Linked DNA regions of Homo sapiens: regions 2 and 3 are each linked to region 1. The links are chromatin contacts, found by Hi-C or POLR2A ChIA-PET in ENCODE. All regions are on one chromosome and are shown on one strand. The core of a region is the stretch at or near the end of the contact, and the rest is flanking DNA. Distances in the headings are between cores, read along the strand shown.

The links. A loop is a pair of places that touch in the nucleus more often than their neighbours do. ChIA-PET counts read pairs that join two places held with the same protein, here RNA polymerase II (POLR2A). Pooled maps may share reads with other maps.
Region 2: a map with no recorded cell type shows a loop between it and region 1 (22-fold over the local background). The contact joins the enhancer-like site here to the promoter of MIB1 in region 1. A Hi-C loop is called at or near these places in 1 of 37 single-sample maps with no recorded cell type and 8 of 50 pooled maps. POLR2A ChIA-PET finds 5 or more read pairs at or near these places in 1 of 52 experiments (OCI-LY7).
Region 3: a pooled map shows a loop between it and region 1 (2.1-fold over the local background). The contact joins the enhancer-like site here to the promoter of MIB1 in region 1. A Hi-C loop is called at or near these places in 1 of 50 pooled maps. POLR2A ChIA-PET finds 5 or more read pairs at or near these places in 2 of 52 experiments (A549 and BJ).

Annotation. Positions count from the first base shown.
Region 1 is chr18:21,739,453-21,742,138 of GRCh38, reverse strand. It overlaps MIB1 (MIB E3 ubiquitin protein ligase 1), which reads right to left and starts at 1,347. Exons shown (of 21, transcript NM_020774.4): 1 at 327-1,347. The coding sequence starts at 555. RefSeq lists silencers at 351-400, 521-1,150, 1,341-1,560.
Region 2 is chr18:23,230,643-23,233,328 of GRCh38, reverse strand. The region is part of intron 4 of CABLES1 (Cdk5 and Abl enzyme substrate 1); the gene reads right to left. Among named protein-coding and RNA genes, the nearest start is that of CABLES1, 97 kb to the right of the region's middle. RefSeq lists enhancers at 1,259-1,308, 1,429-1,588. Within about 2 kb of position 1,353, at least 22 of the 41 ENCODE cell types and tissues checked have a DNase peak (open chromatin) inside an H3K27ac peak, as active enhancers do; they include OCI-LY7, where a contact is called at or near this core.
Region 3 is chr18:22,830,480-22,833,165 of GRCh38, reverse strand. The region is part of intron 2 of RBBP8-AS1 (RBBP8 antisense RNA 1); the gene reads left to right. All of the region lies in intron 1 of LOC124904263 (a long non-coding RNA gene), which reads right to left. Among named protein-coding and RNA genes, the nearest start is that of RBBP8, 100 kb to the left of the region's middle. Within about 2 kb of position 1,370, at least 2 of the 41 ENCODE cell types and tissues checked have a DNase peak (open chromatin) inside an H3K27ac peak, as active enhancers do.

The DNA.
Region 1 (2,686 bases), core at 98-2,597:
CTCTCCAGACCCCTTCCCAAGAGGAGGAGTCGGGTTGGGGGACCTGTGTCTGTTCTCTTCCCGGTGCTTTGTGTCTTCCAGGCTTGAAAGCATCCCGGTGATGGTGCTGCCATCATTTCCCTTGGGGGTAGAGGGTCTTTTCTGAAAGTGTTTGTTCACCCGTTCGGAACCTAGAATTCCTTTGGCGCTTTGCCTTTCCGCTCGCTCCAGCCGGGCGCTGCCCACCAGGTGTCCCACTGCAGACCTCTCCCCGCGACACCGACGCCCACCGCAGCTCGCCCCTTCCCCCCGCGCGCGCAAGCCCTGGCCAGGTGGCCGCGGCTTACCGGTGGGCGCGCTGTCCAGGATGCGGAGGTCGTAAGCCCCGGAGCAGCGGTAGTTGGCAGCTGTGCCGTTGTCCCACACTACCACCACCTCCTCGGGGCTCTCGAAGCTCCGGACGGTGCCCACATGGCCCTCGCCGCCGTCCTGCTTCCCCCACTTCCAGTCCGGGCCGCGCACTACCCGAGCGCCAACCCCTTCCACCATCACCCGGTTATTCCGGGAGTTACTCATCGGGGCCCGGGCGGTGGGCTCCGCCGCTGCCGCCGCCGCCGCCGCCGCTGCCGCCGGGGGGCCCGTGAGGGAGTTGGGCCCGGGCCGGACTCTAGGCGTCGGCGGGGGCGGCAGCGAGCCCCGGGGGACGTGAGAATAACTCACGGGGGCGGCGGCGCGGTCCCCGCGGAGCCCAAAGCCGCTGCCCAGCTGTCGCCGCCGCGCCCCCCGCTCGGAGTGGAGGGCGGCCCGCGGCTGCTCGGAGGCGGCGGCGGAGAGCGGGCAGAGGGGAGGGGGCCGTGGGCGGGGACTCTCCCGCTTCCTCCGGGCTCCCCGGCCAGGCTACAGCGACGGCCGCAAGGAAACCACGCTCTCCCCCGGCCGGCAGCGCGAGGAGCGCAGGGGGCCGGGGGAGGCTAGCCCGAGGGGGGCGGCGGGGAGCAAGCTTAACTGCCGGCCTTTCTGCCACCCCGGCCCCTCGCTCGGGGGCGGGCACCCAAGCGCCGGCGCCGCCTCCTCCCCCGTGGGCAGCGGTGGTACCTCCCGGCGTCCGGCGAGCGCCCGGGCCCTCAGGCCCCCTTCTCTCTGCCCCCGCACCAGCCGCCGCGCTCCGCCCCGCCACAGAGTCCCAGCCGGGCGAGAGCGACTCCACATCCGGGTACCGCCGTACCCAAGGCCGGAGCGGCACCTTCTCAGAGTGTCTAGGAGGGGGATCCTCGGCAATAATAGAGTGGGAAGGCTTCCAGAGAGCCGCGCGATCGCGGGAAGAAAGGAGGAGAAAACTGATCCCTAAGCGTCTCTCCAGGGTCCAAGGAGAGTGCGCATGCGCGCGGTCTAGAAAAAGGGCGGACGGTTGCCCAACCCCAGCCCCGGGCGATGGAGGGGCGGGCCCAGGGGCGGATCCCTGGAGTTGCCGCCCGGTGGTGCCGCGCGCCCAATGAGCTATGAGGAAAGCGGTTAGGCCGTCCTGGAGGCGGGGCTGGAGAAAGTGAGGGTGGGGAAGCTACCCGGGCTGCTGGAGCTGTGCGGCTGTGATGTGGCCAGTTTTTCACTAACTGCTAGTTTTCCTAGGCGAACTAAATGTGAATTAGGGATTCCATATTCTTTTAGTCTTCTTTTTTAACGAAGGTAGAAATACATTCACAAATTCAGGGCGATCTGTATTTGTGTGTAAATTGAAAACATTTCAAACCAGACAGAGCAGGTTAGTAGTGTGTTTTTAAGCTGAACAGCATGGTATGGAATGTTGTGAGCAACGGTAAAGACTTTTAGAAGGTGTGTCTTGACTTTATGCAGAATTAGGGTGATAGGCAGACTCCAAACTTTGCTCATTAATAATTGCCTCCACTCACGAAAAAATTCAGTCCCTAATTACAAAATACAACCTTCAAAGGAAGATTCGAAGACTGTAAGAGAAGTTTCTGGTTGCCGTTATTCAAATGACATTATGCTGCATAGGGTTTAAAACCAGTGTTTCCACAGGCCAGCACTGTTGGCACCGTTAGCATGCATTGTTAGCATAAACTGTTGCTTTTCCTGATAGTCAAAGGAGGGAAATGCTAACAGAATGGATAATCAAGGGAAAAGACAAGAAAACGGACGTAAAATGTACCCAAGGAATTACTATGTACTGAAATAAAATTTTTTTTGTTTGGTTTTTTTTGTTGTTGTTTTTTTTTTTGCTTTGTTTTTGAGACAGGGTCTCACTGTCAGCCAGGCCGGAGTGCAGTGGCGCCATCTCCGTTCCCCGCAACCTCCGCCTCCTGGGTTCAAGGGGTCCGCCCACCTCAGCCTTCTGAGTAGCTGGGACCTCAGGAACGCACAACCACGCCCAGCTAATTTTTTGTATTTTTGGCAGAGATGAGCGGGGGGGCAGTGGGGAGCTTCTTGGGGGATATATCTCACTATTTTCCCTGGCCGGACTGGTCTCGAACTCCTGAGCTCAAGCAATCCTCCCACCTCAGCCTCCCAAAGTGTTTATCCCAGGGATAAAGCCAACTTGATAGTGGTGGATAAGCTTTTTGATGTGCTACTGGCTTCTGTTTGCTAGTATTTTATTGAAGATTTTCGCATCGATGTTCATCAGGGATATTGGCCTGAAATTTTCTTTTTTTGTTGTGTCTGTGCCAGGTTTTGGTATCAGGATGATGCT
Region 2 (2,686 bases), core at 104-2,603, 1.5 Mb before region 1:
TAACTGCTCACACCTCAAAGGACCACACCCTTCCCCTACGGTAATTTTTAAAATTTGCCACATATCAGAATTGTACGGGGATCTCTGACAAACTGTTATCTGGCTCCCACCCCCAGGCAGTTGGCATGGGCTGTGACCTGGACACCAGGAGTTTTAAACACTCCCCAGGCGATTCTAAACTGCAGCCATGTTTGGGAATGACCAGGTCTTCATGTTCTGACATCCAGTGCCTGTTAGTCAAAGGCACCTCAGACCCACAGCATACTTGCTGTGTGGCCTGGATGGAGGGACCATATTCAGGGGTCATCTCCTACAACCTATGCAAGAACGAATATAAGGCAGGGGCAAATTGCTCCCAGCCAAAGACAAAGTCATCAGGTAAGAAGAGAGGAGGGAGCCAAGCGAGTGGTGAGAAGAGAAGGGAAAAAAGCTATCCTCCAATATAGAAAAAAAAACAGGGATGCTCTGATTCTGTTGAGCCATCATCCTAGTCTCTGGGCATTACATGAATGAGCCGGCTCCCTTATCCTACCCATAATGTGGAGTCTAATTAACAGAAATGCCCAAGACCTTCTGTGCCCAGTAAGTGCTGCATTTCCACAGCAGGCTTCCTGGGAGGCCATGGTAGTGCCACCCTCAAAACATCTCTGGAGTCCCGTTCAGAATCGACACCAAAGTCATGCAGAAGAAAGCCAACAACCAACTCTGTTCACACCCACAAGACCGTCTGCCCTACTGCTGCAGCTGCTATGCAGGCACCCCAGGGCGATTCTCAAAAGGCTTCTTAAAGCAATTAAGGATGGAGATGATGAATGCACAGGGGCACTGGCATAGGGAAGTGCCTACAAAGCAAAAACGTGAACAAGGCAATGAAGCAAAAATACCTGCGGTGGGCAGGGAGGGAGGGGACTGACCACATGCAGAGCAGGACAAAAACAGCAGTGTCTTCCTTTTCATTCAAGGACCAGCAGCTCAGTTCCATGGGCTTCCTACTTTTCCAAAGCCAAAGCCAGCAAGCATGGTCTTCAAATTCCCAACTCCCAAATAATTTTCTCCTTGTTTCCATTTTGCCAGATGGAGAATGTTACTTAGGGCTGAAATTAAGAGAGAAGTAGGGAATATCTTTTTGGAGTGAGTAGGCCAAGGGAAATAAGGAGAATTCCAATAAGCCCATACTGAGAGGGTTCTCAGATGGAGAGCTGGCTGCAGGCAGGGGCAGTCTCAGTCCATTTTCATATCCTGTCTATACAACGTCTGATATGTAACGAACTATTTACTGAGCTGAGCTAGTGTGGCTCTTTGCTGTCTCGCCGGTACTGGTACATGCAGATGGCATGAAACTTGGGTGATTTTCCACTGTGCCCCTTTTCATCTGTCTTCAATTTGCTCACAGGCTCACTGCTTCCCCGGGGCAGCCTTGTCCTGGCCAGCTGTCTGCCTGCCGCCAAATGTGCACATCACACATCACAGTTAACAGAACCAAACCAGTCGCGCCTCTTCCACACTCCCCTTCTTGGCATTTCCTCCAAAGGAAATGAAGCCCTAACAAAAAAAAAATATAGTCATGTGCTCGTATAAAGTCCAAGATTCTATTCCATGAGATAAAACCCAAACCCATTTAAAGAAACAGGGATTCTTAGAAACAGGGATTCCAGTGGATTGTCCAAGCGTCTCAGCGACACTTGGGACCACAAGAAAGACGGGCAAGGCTCCACCAACCCTACCCACAGAACTGGTCCCTCGAGAAATAACGTGACTCACTGCAGTCACCACTTCCCCCTGGCTTTCTACTTACGTCATTCTACTTTCTAAATTGCTAAGGCTAAGCCGAGTAAGAAAATAAGCAAGAATAGTGGGGCCACCCTCAACTGCTACTGGAGACACGTGAGGCTTGTTACAGACCAGTGCCACGCAACAGAACTTCCTGTGATGACGGAGATGGTCCTTATCTACCGTGTTCCATACGATGGTTACGTGTGGCAACTAAGTGCTTGAAATGTGAACAGTTGACTGAGAAACTGAATTTTTATTTAATTTTAATTAATTTAAATGTAAATTGCCACATGTGGCTAGTGACTACTAAGACCCAGTGCTTCCTTGGCAGGACTTTTGCTACCCTTATTTTATAAGTTCCTATGGCAAGATAATATAGTCATAGATACTCAGTGACATGGATTTGGTCTCCCAGTTTTCTTCCCAAGAGTGGCCTATTTTCTGCCTATTGCCTCTGGGGATGTTTAAATTACAGGCCACTGCAGAGGGAGCAGCAGTGCAAGATTCTCCTAAGTCGGAAGGGAAATGACCATGGGGTCCATGATCAAATGGGACCCATGCCTTGCACCATCAGCACCCCAAGAACAGGGCTCCCAGCCATGATAAAGATTCGTAATTCACATCTGGCACAGAGCAGCAGATCTTTTTGCCTGGAGGGGTCACGGGGCGGGTGTGACAGTTTTGGCAGTGCTAGGGCAACCAAAGGAACAACAACCAGCATGTGTTCCCCAAATCCTAGGCATTACAGTAGGTTCCAGGCCCTTCTTTGCACAATACTGGAGATGGGGAGGGAGGAATGCCCAGTGAAAAGTGAGTCTCAATTTCCCCTCAGCCTTGTAGAAGGGGGGTTTACAGTTCATATTAAGTAGATTTAAAAAGAAGAAATGAGGTATTTCTTGTACGCCAAAGCTAG
Region 3 (2,686 bases), core at 121-2,620, 1.1 Mb before region 1:
CTCTAATAGTTACTAATGAGTGGCTGGGCAAGTGAGAAAATTCTCATTTTCCTCAACCATAACAGAGGAATAATGTTATTATCTGGCCTTAGAATTATTCCAAGGATTTAATGAGGTAATGGACACTATGGGTGTAGCATAATGCCTGTCACATATAAAATGCGACATAACCATTATTATTGTGGTTTTATATTAGATTTACTTCTAAAACCATATTTCCTACTACTGCTGTGACAAATTACCACAAACTTATTGGCTTAAAACAATACAAATTTATTATCTTACAGTTCTGGAGTCAGAAGTCCAAAGGGAGTTCACTGGGTTAAAATAAATATTGTCAGGATTACATTCCTTCTAGAAAGGCATGGAGAATACATTTCCTTGCCTTTTCAGTTTATAGTGGCTGCCCCACAATTTTTGGCTTGTGTTCACCTTTCATCTTTAAAGCCAACGATGGAAGATTTGAGTCCTCACATCCCATCACTCTAATATTGTTTCTACTGTCACATCTTCTTCTCTGATTCTGACTCTCTTGCCTGTCTCTTTCACTTGAAAGGACCTTTGTTATTACATGGGCCCCTTCATATAGTCCAGGATAATCTCCCACCTCAAGGATTCTTAATTAGATCTGCAAAATTTCTTTTGCTCTGTAGGGGAATATATTAACAGGTTCTATATGTGCTTGGTGTGTTAGAAGCAAAGAAAAAGAAAAAAGAAAAAAACAGGTTCTATGGAATAGGATATGGATGTCTTTGTCTACCACATTATTGTATAAAGCCTTCTTGGATATTTCCATTCTTCTTTCCCTGTCATTAAATCACCCATTAAGTAACTATATGCAAAGACAGTCTCTTACAGAAAGGTTACACATGGTCGAAAAAGGAAAAACTCTAGAAGAAAATTCAGATTAGTAAAGAAGAAAGTATCCTGAATTTGGGTTCTAGTCCCAGATTTGTTTGTCAATAGCTGTTTATCTCTGAGAAAATAACTTCCCTTTCTGAATTTCTGTTTTCTTACAGGGGAAAATAACTAAGAAACCTCCTAGATACCTCTGTCTCTATGGTTCGATAAATCTAATATATCTTGCAGTTTGACTAAAGTAAGATATGAAATGTGCTCATTGTAGAGTATCCCGAGCCTCCTGTAGGTCTCTAAGGAGACACAGGTTTTTGGATAAAGGAGACCTCCCCTTGCTCTTGCTACTACCGGAAAAGAACTATGCAAATATAATTATACATGAAGTAATATAACCCAAACATAACAAAAGAGACTATTGGAGGAAGTCCCAGGACTCAGAGAGCAAAGATCAGAAAAGAGACAAAAGGCTGGCACAGGTTCAGTGCTCAGGAGGGATATCTTCTAGCAATGTTCCAAAGGGATACAACCAAGGTGAGGGTAAAAGCCCCAGCATCAAACACTTGCAAAGCCCTCCTCTGAGCTTATGCAATGGAAAAACAGACAGACAGTGACTCAGAGCCTTAGCTGTGTGTGGGAGCCACTGAAATAAACTGTCAAAGGGGAAAGGGGGATTGCAACAGCATCCATCAGTGGTACTATGCAATAATCAAATGAGGTATAGGGTAGAGGCAGTGGTTATAACCAAAAGTATTGTGAGTGATCAAGGAAGTGCTTGCAGGTTACTAATCAGCACGTGGGTCACTGTGCATAAAAGGATATGTGAGAAAATGGTTCCTCTCCTGGGACTTTGTTGGCTGTCCAGGTGCCACACTGAGAAACAGATTTTGTTGTGGCAAAAGGGCCCAAAAAGTCTTCATTCTTGATCTGACCCATCACCTGAGAATTTTCACCATGTTTCTGGCTTAAAGCTGATAGTGGGTAACGGGTTGCATGTTGGAGGAAACAGGGAGCATGCCTGTCACATGCCATAGTAGGGAGCTTAATGAGGAGGTCAAACTCACTTTTTTTCAGAATTCTGTTAAGACTGTGAGGAAATATAGACAAATAGCAATGCAAGGCAATGGATCATCAGAAATGGGACGTTATTTGGCTGGAATAATTTGAATAGCATTGCTGAGGACAAATGTCCCTGTGAAAGGAGAGGAAAATCTTTTACCCTTATGCTAAAGACACAACAGGTTATAGAAAAAGGGTTTGATGTTTAATTCTACTGTAAGATTCCAAAAAATTTTCCTTACCAGCTTTTCGGTTAATTTGAATAGCATTGCTGAGGACAAATGTCCCTGTGAGAGGAGAGGAAAATCTTTTACCCTCATGCTAAAGACACAACAGGTTATAGAAAAAGGGTTTCATGTTTAATTCTACTATAAGATTCCAAAAAATTTTCCTTACCAACTTTTCGGTAAGTATGCCATATATTATGTCAAATTCCCAGTACATGTGAGGATAATAATTTTCTTTCAGGTTGTTCTAACCTTTAGCACATGGGAATTGAATCACTAGATTATATAGGTTATATTGGATAACTAGGTTATATAGCAGGGTAGCAGTGGCAGTAATGCTAGAGGAAGTGGTGGTTGCCCCAAGATTAAGCTCCTAGGGGCAGTTGTACAAGCCATAATGTTTGGTGCTTTTTGGTAGCACCCATGACTACTTCACAAGATGAGTTTGGCAGCATGACTTTTGGGCTTTGTTCTTGACTGTGTAGCTCCAAGCCTTCCTTTCCATACCTCCTTAATACCTCCTTGATTTTGTAAGCTGCCTAATG